Regions from separate parts of the Homo sapiens genome. Here region 1 is linked to region 2. A link is a loop called in an ENCODE intact Hi-C map of the cell type or tissue named here. Cell type or tissue: endothelial cell of umbilical vein. All regions are shown on one strand. Links, peaks and the distances in the headings refer to the core of each region. The heading gives the core; the rest is flanking DNA. Region 1 has its middle 39 kb from the start of LETR1. Region 2 has its middle 150 kb from the start of LETR1.

Region 1 (5,397 bases), core at 245-5,244, 190 kb before region 2:
TTATAAATACTTTGTATCCATTTGTACATTGAATTGATGGTGCACCTATACACTGTTGAAAAATCATGTATCATATTATCAAAAGTGATAAATAGATCACTATTTATAAATGCAGTATGTATTTGCATTATACATGTATTATATAAAATGTGTTTTATGTTATGCATTTATAACATACAAATACACTTATTACATATATTTTAGTTCCTACACTCATGCACATATATCTATGCTAATTTAGTTCTTATCTTCATTTTTGAAACTTTTGCTCACATTCACTTAACCAGGCAAGAAAGTACTCACATTTTTATTCTCACAGCAATTACTAGGAGAGCTGGAGCCCCCGATTTCCTGTCTTTCCATCTCCCTTCTCAACAAGAGAGAAAGTCATTCTGACAGGATGACGCACAGCACGGCCAGGCAAGACCTCGCTCCTTCATGAATAAATTAGAAGTGAAAGTTTAACTGATCCCCTTGCATTTTTATGGAGGGACCTCATCCTAATTTACCTAAATGCTTTGAGTGGAAGGAAAGAAAATGTAAGAGGCTAAGGTGGAAAGGTTAAAATCCGTGTTTAAATGGAGGGTTTTTTTCCCCCCAACACACCACAACACATAAATGCCTGCAACTGAACTGATGATTTCTTATACAAACATTCTAAGGGAGAAGCCAAAAAATGGAAGACTGTGTTTTCATTTCCCTACCCCTCTGTTTCTTTTTATATGAACCACTGCTGATGTACCCAGAAATTCTTAGTCTAAGAAATTCCATATAAATATATACATATATATGTATGTATGTCTTAGTCTAAGAAATTCCGTATATATATATACACATATATATGTATATATGTCTTAGTCTAAGAAATTCCGTATATATATATACATATATATGTATATATGTCTTAGTCTAAGAAATTCCATATATATATATATATATATATATATATATATATATATATGTATGTGTGTGTGTGTCTTGGTCTAAGAAATTCCTTATATATATGTGACTCTTTCTGTATGTGTGTGTGTATATATATGTGTATGTGTGTATACGTGTGTGTGTGTGTGTATACAAACAGAGTGGAGACTGAACAATCTATGTTTAAGACATTATTTTTCTCAATGGAGCTCAAATCCTGTGGAAATGGCATTTTTCTCAAAGCACTCCTAAGCTATGCTTCAATGAGTGACCTAATACAATATGTTCTTCATCAATGCATTTTTAGTACCAGGCCAGCATGCCATGAGATGGGTTGTGTGGTCAAAATATTAGGTTTTTTCATATGCGATCAGACCAGTGGGCTAATGGTTTTGGAATCCTGCCTCTGGCAGTAGCCATTACCTGATGCTTCAGAAGCCAGAAATGAATTTGCACAACCCCAGCCCTTCAGATGTCCCCTGTGGAAAAATAGGAAATTGGCAAGTAGGATCATTTCACGGATGTGCTGAAGCTGTCATTCCTAGAAATCTTTGGCTTCAGCTCCGTGCCGGGTAAGTTCACCTGCGAATGCAGTATGAACTGTTCCCATTTGTGAATTGCTCATATTCTAGAAAGATGAAGAGCCCTGTGTTCATTCTTAGTCTTCCTAGCCTTTGGCTATTGAAAAGCCTCCTAAATACCATGTTCTGATAATGTTGGAGTTGAATGTGTAAACCCCTCTGGTGTGACTGAAACATTGAGTTGTCACAATGTTAAGGAAGGGTCAATGAAGGAAATTAAATGATTTCAGCTCAGCATTCTTTTTTGCTTTGTTTTTTCGTAGTTGTTTAATATTTAGCTGTGTAGCTGCAGAAGAAAAAATAAATGAAAAACAGAGAAACAAGTGTATTCGTTTTGTGATTCTACTATTCCCTAAAAACTTAAGCAAGATACTCATGAGGTTGTAAGTGAATGGTTTGTCTAGTATAAATTCACTCTGACATCTCATCGTACTTGGTCCTAATACAGAAAATTCACAAATCTAGTCCACGGCCCACAAACATTTTCAAAGACGTCTTTTAATTTTACTTAAAATTTTCATAATTGTCATATTGCTTTCAAAGACAAATAAACTTTAAGGATAAAATATATCTATTTTCATCCCAGTTCTGTGCCATCCTGTGTTTTAATAACCACCCTAATTTAGTATTAACTAAGAGCTTCCTGTGTGACAGAAGATTCTTACTCTATCTACATTAGGCTTTTTCTAAATGACTAAAGTTTCTGAAATATTCAACGCAATCTACCATTTAAAAATTTGATAACATCTTCATTAGCATTTGGGTGCACCCTAAACTATTTCTACCAAACAGAAGTGCAGCGTTTTAGAAGAGCCTCACGGACTAGCTACATATATTTTTTGAATGTTAAAATTCTTTCTTTCCTCCTCTTTTGATCATTTTTCTGAAGTGGATTGTCTCTCCTCTCACCATTTGTCATTAGAGGCGTGTAATTTCATGACCCCTTTCTTCTCGCTACTTCCTCTAAACAAAAGGACACAATAAATAAACACAGGAGATAAGACAGTCTCTTCCCCCCAGCCTACCCCCTTCCTTTGAGTCTTTTGAGCAGCCAGAACCACTTTAGTCCTTCAAATATTGTCCTGAATTAGTATCCACACTGATGCAGTGAGGCTAGAGTACATGATAATAATAAATACCAAATGGAAGTGTAACTGTAATATGTGTATTGATATATATTTTTTCTAGTAGTTTTGGCTAACCTATCTTGCTGACTGTACTGATGAAGGTTGCGGGTAATTGTGTACGCGTTTCTGTGAAAGATAAATGACTTTCCTTCCCAAGGACGCTTGGCCAGGCCTTAATCCTGAGTGCCTGTGTGTGTGTGTGTGTGTGTGTGAGCGTGTGTGTGTGTGTGTGTGTAACTGTTTTCTGAAGGCCTGACAAGGCATCTTGATCATTTCCTCATTTTGAGGCCTACCCACAGCCTCGCACACGGCCCCCCTCTCTGAAATGTTATTATTCTGTCGTGAGGCCTTCTTCAGCCAGGATGTTACTTCATTTCCACCTTTTGTCTCTGCCTGAATGTGAATGATGCTCTTTCAGCAATATACAGCCGCTTAAACTCCCTGCTGCTGCCTTACATAAATATACAACACCCGTCTCGCCCTATAACTCACTTCAGGCCTGGAAAAATAGTGACTTCCTTTATTGGTCAGATTCTCTAGCAATTCCCAACAGCTGTATGTTCTCACCTCAGAGGATCCTTATCTTCAAGTTTCCATTTGTCTCAGCACTATTCCAGTGGATTGCCAATAAAAATGATTCCCATTTTTATAACCCCTGAGAACGCAGGAGCCAGCTTTCTAGAGAAACTGATGTACCCCCCGCCCCCAAACACACAAATAAACAAACAAACCAAACCTCCAGACAACTTAACAAAAAGGGCTATTTTGTCTTCTGGAGAGATGACCTTAGAACTGAGTACATAGGGAATTCAGTAAAACGTGAAGTGTTGTCTCGGAACACATTAATTACATTCATGAAAATCCATGTTTATTTTCTTCCTTGAGATAATACATGGAGAGATATGGCATATAATCATTAAGAGAACACGTGTTCATAGATATCTAAAAGGAATATCACGTTCATATTAGTTGACTGTATCTTTGTTAATAAGTTTAATCACTTCTCTGTGCTTCTGAATTCTGGGCAACTTTAAAATGTGGCTGGGTTCTACTGAACTTATTTTTTAAAGAAAATGATGTAGGGAAAAAAAGAAAAGCACTTCCGAAAAATTGAAGTTGCTATGTAATTGTCAGGTGCTATAATAAATAAAGGCACTTTATTTGGGTATTGATGCCAGTTACACGTGGACATTAGTTTGCGCTCTACTGCTACTTACTGCTGCAGAATTTGGGAAAACGCGCTATGTCAAGCTCAGCCTCAGTTGTCCCATCTGCCAAATGGGAGCTAAACACCTCCCTTTTAATATGTTTTTAAATTTAAGAAAGAGAATATACACTAAAGAGTAAACGCCAAAGTGCTCTACAAATGGTATAGCTCAAGTTACTTTTTCCCCTCCATAACAAAGCTGTGGTGACTACAGGCAATTTTTAAAGAAAAATGGAAGGAGTAGGGGCATGGAATGAAGAAAATGAGTATTTTTTTTAAGCTACTGCGTACTCAACAAGAGGGCAAGAGTGTTCAATACTAATGTGTCAAGGCTACACTTTTTTTAAGGTGCAAATTCAAGGAACAGGGAAATATGTCAGGTTAAAATCAGTAATACTCATCTACTTTATGACTTTACAACTCTCCATAGGAGAAAGAAAGACGGTTACTGCCATATAGCGTGTATTAGCAGAAGGGCTTGCTGGGGAGTTTTATTGCCAGGTGGAAACTGACAATTGTTACCATCTTATGCAAAACTTTGGCTCTGGGAGTTGTTTTCCCTTTCTGCCTCCTCTGTCCAACATCCCCCCCAAAGCATGAATGATGATTTCAGAAGTCACCTGGCTGTGATCAACACATCAAATCTGCCCCCAAAGACAGTTCCCAAATAAACTAACATGATCTTTCTGGCATTTATGCTGAATATGGCCTAGAAATGAGCAGTGTTTTCATTCCTACTCTCTCTCCTTGGAGGTATGTGCAGAGGTAGCTTTTTATAAATTCTCCTCCATACTTTCAACTCGGACCAAAATGTCCAAAACTGTCCCTCTGAATGGGAAATGATTGTAATCTTATAGCCAACATCATTAAAGGCAGCCCAGAGTCTTCTATTGCCCATTACCTCAAACAGCTGTGGGTAGAACTTAACATTATGTTAGGGTCAAATGTTCCCTTGTCAGTGGGGAAATTTTTCTGCTCTAAATGAAATGTTACAAAATACATTTCCCCCCACAAAGCTCTGAACTTGGAGCTGTTTTATTTATCTGACCATTCTGAGTACTGTAAAACATGTTGTTTCATGTTGTAACATAAGATCTTTTTTAAAGTGTGCCCCGAGCATTTGCAATTGTTATCAGGCCCAGATGTATCCGAGTGTCAGCGTGAAGCTCTCTGAGTTGGCTCAGATATACAGAATGTAATTAGCTCAAAGGCCTCCACGCTAAATTTGTAGAAGAAGCACCAGGACTGTCTGAGAATAACCATTAGCTCGCTCTTCTCCTCTCCTCCTTTTCACCCCAGCCCACTAACCAAAAAAAAAAAAAAAGGTGGCAAAAGTTAACATGTATTGTTCACGATGCTAAAGCTGTTTTGCGTAGAGCAAATGCAGGTTGTGATTGAGATTTTTGAATGAGAGAGAGCCAGTGGCAAAAGTTAGCTCGGAAAAAGAGATAAGATTAATAAAACTTATGACCTGAAGTAGATGAATTTAGAGACCTCAAAGAGAAAACATGATACTCAGTGCGTTTTTAAGATCACAGGCTTGAAATTCAAAATCATAACA
Region 2 (5,397 bases), core at 159-5,158:
ACCTCGTGATCCACCTGCCTCGGCCTCCCAAAGTGCTGGGATTACAGGCGTGAGCCACCGCGCCCAGCCAGAACTTTGTTTTTTTTTAAATTGAGATGGAGTATCACTCTGTTGCCCAGGCTGGAGTGCAGTGGTGTGATCTCTGCTCACTGCAACCTCTGCCACCCGGGTTCAAGTGATTCTCCTGCCTCAGCCTCCTGAGTAGCTGGTATTACAGGAGACTTCCACCACGCCCAGCTAATTTTTGGATTTTTTTTTTTTTTTTTTTAGTAGAGATGGGGTTTCACCATCTTGGCCAGGCTGGTCTTGAACTCCTGACCTCTTGATCCACCCGCCTTGGCCTCCTAGAGTGCTAGGATTACAGGCGTGAGCCACAGCACCCAGCTGAGCCTAGAACTTTTTTTTATGTTTAAAAGTAAATAAAAGTATTTAAGGAAAGAACAACTGCAGATACATCACAAGGACACTGAAGCCAACTTGATGTGGTTTCCCCCTAGTAAAATATAAAACACTTGCAGCATCTAAAATAATAAAGTATAGGAACAAATGATGTGCCATTGAAAAATCAGGATTTATGAGTTCATACATATAATAAATTGTCAAATAAACAGCACAGATGAGAGGGATATGTGTTCAGCAGAATAGTAATTGTTAATTGGTAAATATATAGAAAGAGGCTGGGCATGGTGGCTCACATGCTGTAATCCCAGCACTTTGGGAGGCCAAGGCAGGTGGATCGCTTGAGCTCAGGAGTTTGAGACCAGTCTCAGCAACATGGTGAAATCCCTTCTCTACCAAAAATACAAAAAAAAAAAAAAAAAAAAAAAAAAAAAAAAAAAAAAACCTAGCTGGGCATGGTGGCGTGTGCCTGTGCTCTCAACTACTCGGGAGGCTGAGGTGGGAGGATGGCTTGAGCCCGGGAGGTGGAGGCTACGGTGAGCCAAGATTGTGCCATAGCACTCCATCCTGGGTGACAGATCAAGATCCCATCTCAAAAAAAAAGAATATATATATATATAATATATATATATTATATATATATTTTATATATACATTATATATATATTATATATATATTATATATATATAATATATATATATAATATATATATAAAATATATATATATTAAAAAATATATATAGAGAGAGAGAGAGAGCTGGGGTTGGCACATCAGTATTTAGCAATTCTTATAGTAAAAAGTAAATCAGTCAAGGACAATCAATTGTTGCTAAATCAGAGGTAACATTTTGTTAAGGATCAGAATATTTACCTGATTTTTAAAATGGCTCCCCACAGACTACTTTAAGTTGACTATATATAGAATAATTTTAAAGTGGAGAAATCAAATAGCTGGTTGAACAGATAATGTAAACTAATATTACCAATGGGGAACAAATGGATATTGGTTTCCTCAGATGTGATACCATGAGAAAGCACATCTCTTACATACTGCTGTCCTAAAATATCTAACCTGAATATAATCATAACGGAACATCAGAAAAATCCAAAATGAGGCCCTTTCTATCAAAAAGGGCAAAGACTGTATTTTTCAAAATGTTAATGGCATACAATACACAAGATAACGGAATTTACAGATTAAAGGAATATGAAGAGCTCCGGCAGATCGATGCAATACCTGACCTTTATCTGGATCCTGCACTGAAGGGAAAACATGTTATAAGTAATATTAATAAGGTCAATTGAAAAAATTTGAATATGGATAATTGATTAAATAAAATAAACAGTGTAAAATTTACTGAATTTGATAACTATACTATAGTTAGATATAATATCTCCATTCTTAAGAAAAACACACCAAGCAACTTAGAGGTTATTCACCATAAAGTATGTAACTTACCTTCAAATGGTTCAGAAAAAAAATAAAATATATATTTTGTGAATGGGTACATATAGAGATATACCTACATACACAAACATGGACAAAGAAAAAGAGCAAATGGGATAAACATAATATACAATGTAAAGAATGGGCAGTGTGGCTAAAGGGTATATGGGTGTTCTTTGTATTAATTCTTCTAACTTTTCTGTGCATTCGAAATTACTTCTCAATAAAAAGTTTAAAATTTAAAAAGAAAAATATTTTATCGCTTAGACATCTTCAACTAGCTCAGACCTTAGCCCATTATGTTTGAATGGGTAGCCGCAGCTCCCCTGATCCTCCCCACCCCTATCCCTGCCCCTCCCTGGCTTCGTCTAACATTCTCAGATTGTTCTTTAGTGCTCTCCAGTGGTAATTTGGGGATTTTCATATCTTTACATTTGTCATTCTTCTGCTGCTTTTCTTCCTCTTCTACAAAAATGCTTACATCATTTTGTTCTATTGGTTATTTATTCTCACTTATTTGTAACACATGCATAATATTCTAAGGGATGAATCATTACAATTTAATTAAGTACTTTTGTATTTTTGGACAGAAGGCTACATCTATTTTTTCCCTCTAATAAATAGGAAATTTTTGTTGAAAATAAAGTTTTGTCCAGATTTTTTTATTGTTGCTTTAAAGTTTTAGAAGTATAATTCCTGGATTAATGGATATGGAGGTCTTTTTAGAAGAAGCTTAATACATATTGCCAGATTACGTAATAATCCAGTAAGAATATATTTTTGTTAAAATACAAAATTTGCACACACCTCTAGAGAACAACTTAAGGACAAAAAGGACCGCATTACAAAAAGATGTTAACTGTTAGTACTAATCATATTTTTGGTGGTCATGTTAATATTACTGTTTTGAGACAGATCTAGGGGGTAATGTGGAATAAAGAGAACAAGTAAGTGATATTCTAATCCTGTCATCCTTACTGATCTTAAAAATCACAAGTCTTGGTGTGAAACAGAGTACACGAGGTTCACTAATAATCTCATAGTCCTGAATTTGAATAGGAAGTATTAATAAGAACTCCTAATGTATTTTATCCTATAAACAAAACATTTTATTAATTTTTCCACTAAACAGACACAATGATCAACCCAGTAACAATGAGCACTCCTAGCTCCCAGATTGCAGTCTCTTAGTACAATTCCCTACTAGAAGGAACCAGCTCATCTTGGAGAAACGGCTGATTACACAACTGGAGTAGGAAATATACAAGATGATGTTAGAACATATGGTTATACCAGATATCAAAGAGACTATGAAAGACTGCCAAGGTTATGTTCAAATGACTCAGCAGCCAATGTGAAAAGATTTATTTTTCAATGTGAGAAATGGCTGATTACATGACTGGCATAGGAAATATACAAAATGGTGTTAGAACATATTGTTATACCAGATATCAAGGAGATTATAAAAGACTGCCAGGGTCATGTCCAAATGACTCAGTAGCCAATGTGAAAAGATTTGTTTTTCAAAAGGTAGAGACATGACTAGAGGACTCATCCAATGGTATTATAGGTTATATTGAAAAGGAATGACGTTGTGCTATGTGTACTGCCCTTAGAAGAGCTCTAGGATACACTGCGAAATCCTTAAAAAGGGCTAGGCATGGTGGTTCATGCCTATAATCCCAGTGCTTTGGGAGTCTGAGGAAGGAAGATTCCTTGAGGCCAGTAGGTCAAGACCAGCCTGGGCAACATAGTGAGACCTTATCTCTACAAAAAAAAAAAAAAAAAGTTAAAAAAATTAGCCAAGTATGGTGACAAACACCTATAGCTCTAACTACTTGAGAGGCTGAGGCAGGAGGATTCCTTGAGCCCAGCAGTTTGATGCTGCAGTGAGCTATAATCATGCCTCTGTACTACAGTCTAGGCAACAAAGTAAGACCCCCATCTCAAACAACAACAACAAAACGAAAACAAAAAAGAAAACATAAGAAAACTAAATTAAAAATAGAGTCATTAAGCAATATATAACATAAAACAGATGTAATATTATACTTTTTATACTGGTAAATATTCTGTGATAAATCAATTTGGTTTTAAGATTTTGCAAATTTTCCTGGCTAGTATATATTCTTTTAACTTGAGATATTATAGTAACTATTATCAGTAGTTTTAGGACTAGATTTTGAGCCTCCGTGGACAAAGATTATGCACATTTGGTGAGCTATTTGGCATTTGTAACAGTTTTATGCAAATAAATACATAAATGATGTTAGTAGATGCACTGACAAAAATAGAGATGTGTTAATCATATTTATTAAGAGGGAGGTTATTAAATCTCTTAATTCATGTAGTTTTCTCCTTGTTTGTATCAGAATCACATATTTGTTTTATAATCAGATAAATAAAACAAGGTAAAGAAGAAATAAAATGGAAAAATATGCGAGAAAGCTTAAGAATATGCCTCGCACACATCACCATCTGGAACCAAAATATTTTCACCATGCCAATGTTCACTGAACCAATAATTCTCTCTTGACCAATATGTGAGTGGAATGGATAACTTCCTATGAAGTTACTTCTGGTTCATTGGCAAAGAGCAGTCTATTGCACAACTGAGTGTCTGCTTACCTCCCTCCCATATTTTTATTTACAGGACAAGTACAAAATCATTTGTTGCCGATTAGAAAGAAAAAGGAAATTCCAGAGAGTTTCTCAGAATGACTTTTATTTTGATGGACATATTTTAATGAACCAAATTTATGTGAAAGTTTGTCCTGTTAAAAGTTCACAAAAATATCATGCATGATTGATCTCAAGACTGTGCCTTGATCCAAAGACAACACACAACAGCAGTCAAACATACATTTTATGGGCTTTTGCCTGTTTTGCAATAACACCGGAAAACATTATTTAATTAAAATTTAAAACCGTAACTGATTAATTTTCTGAGTAAACAATCCCTGTAAACATGGAATGTCAGCATTTTAAGGCTCCACGAGTATAAATTTTACTTCCGTTGCATAGACATCTGGGAAGGACTTTGGCACAAGCAAAAAAGGTGACAATGTGACCTGGAGGAGAAGGGCTGTTTGGAGACCTTGCACGTTCTGTAATGTCACTCCTGTCCATGAGGCTGAGGCCCAGTCAGGTGTAGGAAAGCTGCCCTGTCCTGTGTGACTGTGTTGGCATGGGCAGCTGTCACTCCATCTACAGCTCTTTGCTAGCTGTAAATTGCCGGGGGTGGGTGGTGTCCAAAAAGCCCAGCCAGTAGCTGATCCTGCTGCGGCCTCACTGGGACAATGAGGAAGAAATTCTTAGGAATTTGGTTGTTGACATGGCTGTGCAGAATTTAGACTGAGCACTCCCACTGGGTTTCTGCTGTTAAACATCATCCCCAATTGTTACAGGAGCCAGAAAGCGATCTCATTTCTCTTAAGCAATTTTATATATTTTCTTAACAGGGGGAGGTTTAAAACTGTTACTTAAAGTACTCTTGAATGGCTTTTTGAAGAAACATGGAAATATATTGCCAGGAAAATGGGGGAGTATG

The links. A loop is a pair of places that touch in the nucleus more often than their neighbours do. Peaks named below come from ENCODE experiments on the same cell type or tissue, not always from the same donor. Only the 100,000 strongest peaks of a DNase experiment are listed, where the experiment ranks them.
Region 1: a loop joins it to region 2, with 11 times the contacts of the local background. A loop is called at or near these places in 2 of 110 quality-filtered maps.

Annotation. Positions count from the first base shown.
Region 1 is chr15:95,363,407-95,368,803 of GRCh38, reverse strand. No RefSeq gene overlaps it. Among named protein-coding and RNA genes, the nearest start is that of LETR1, 39 kb to the right of the region's middle. In endothelial cell of umbilical vein, for the core only: no CTCF peak of the experiment used is centred there; DNase peaks (open chromatin) are centred at 403 and 2,903; H3K27ac peaks cover 3,418 bases.
Region 2 is chr15:95,174,216-95,179,612 of GRCh38, reverse strand. No RefSeq gene overlaps it. Among named protein-coding and RNA genes, the nearest start is that of LETR1, 150 kb to the left of the region's middle. In endothelial cell of umbilical vein, for the core only: no CTCF peak of the experiment used is centred there; DNase peaks (open chromatin) are centred at 2,262, 3,222 and 4,592; H3K27ac peaks cover 2,830 bases.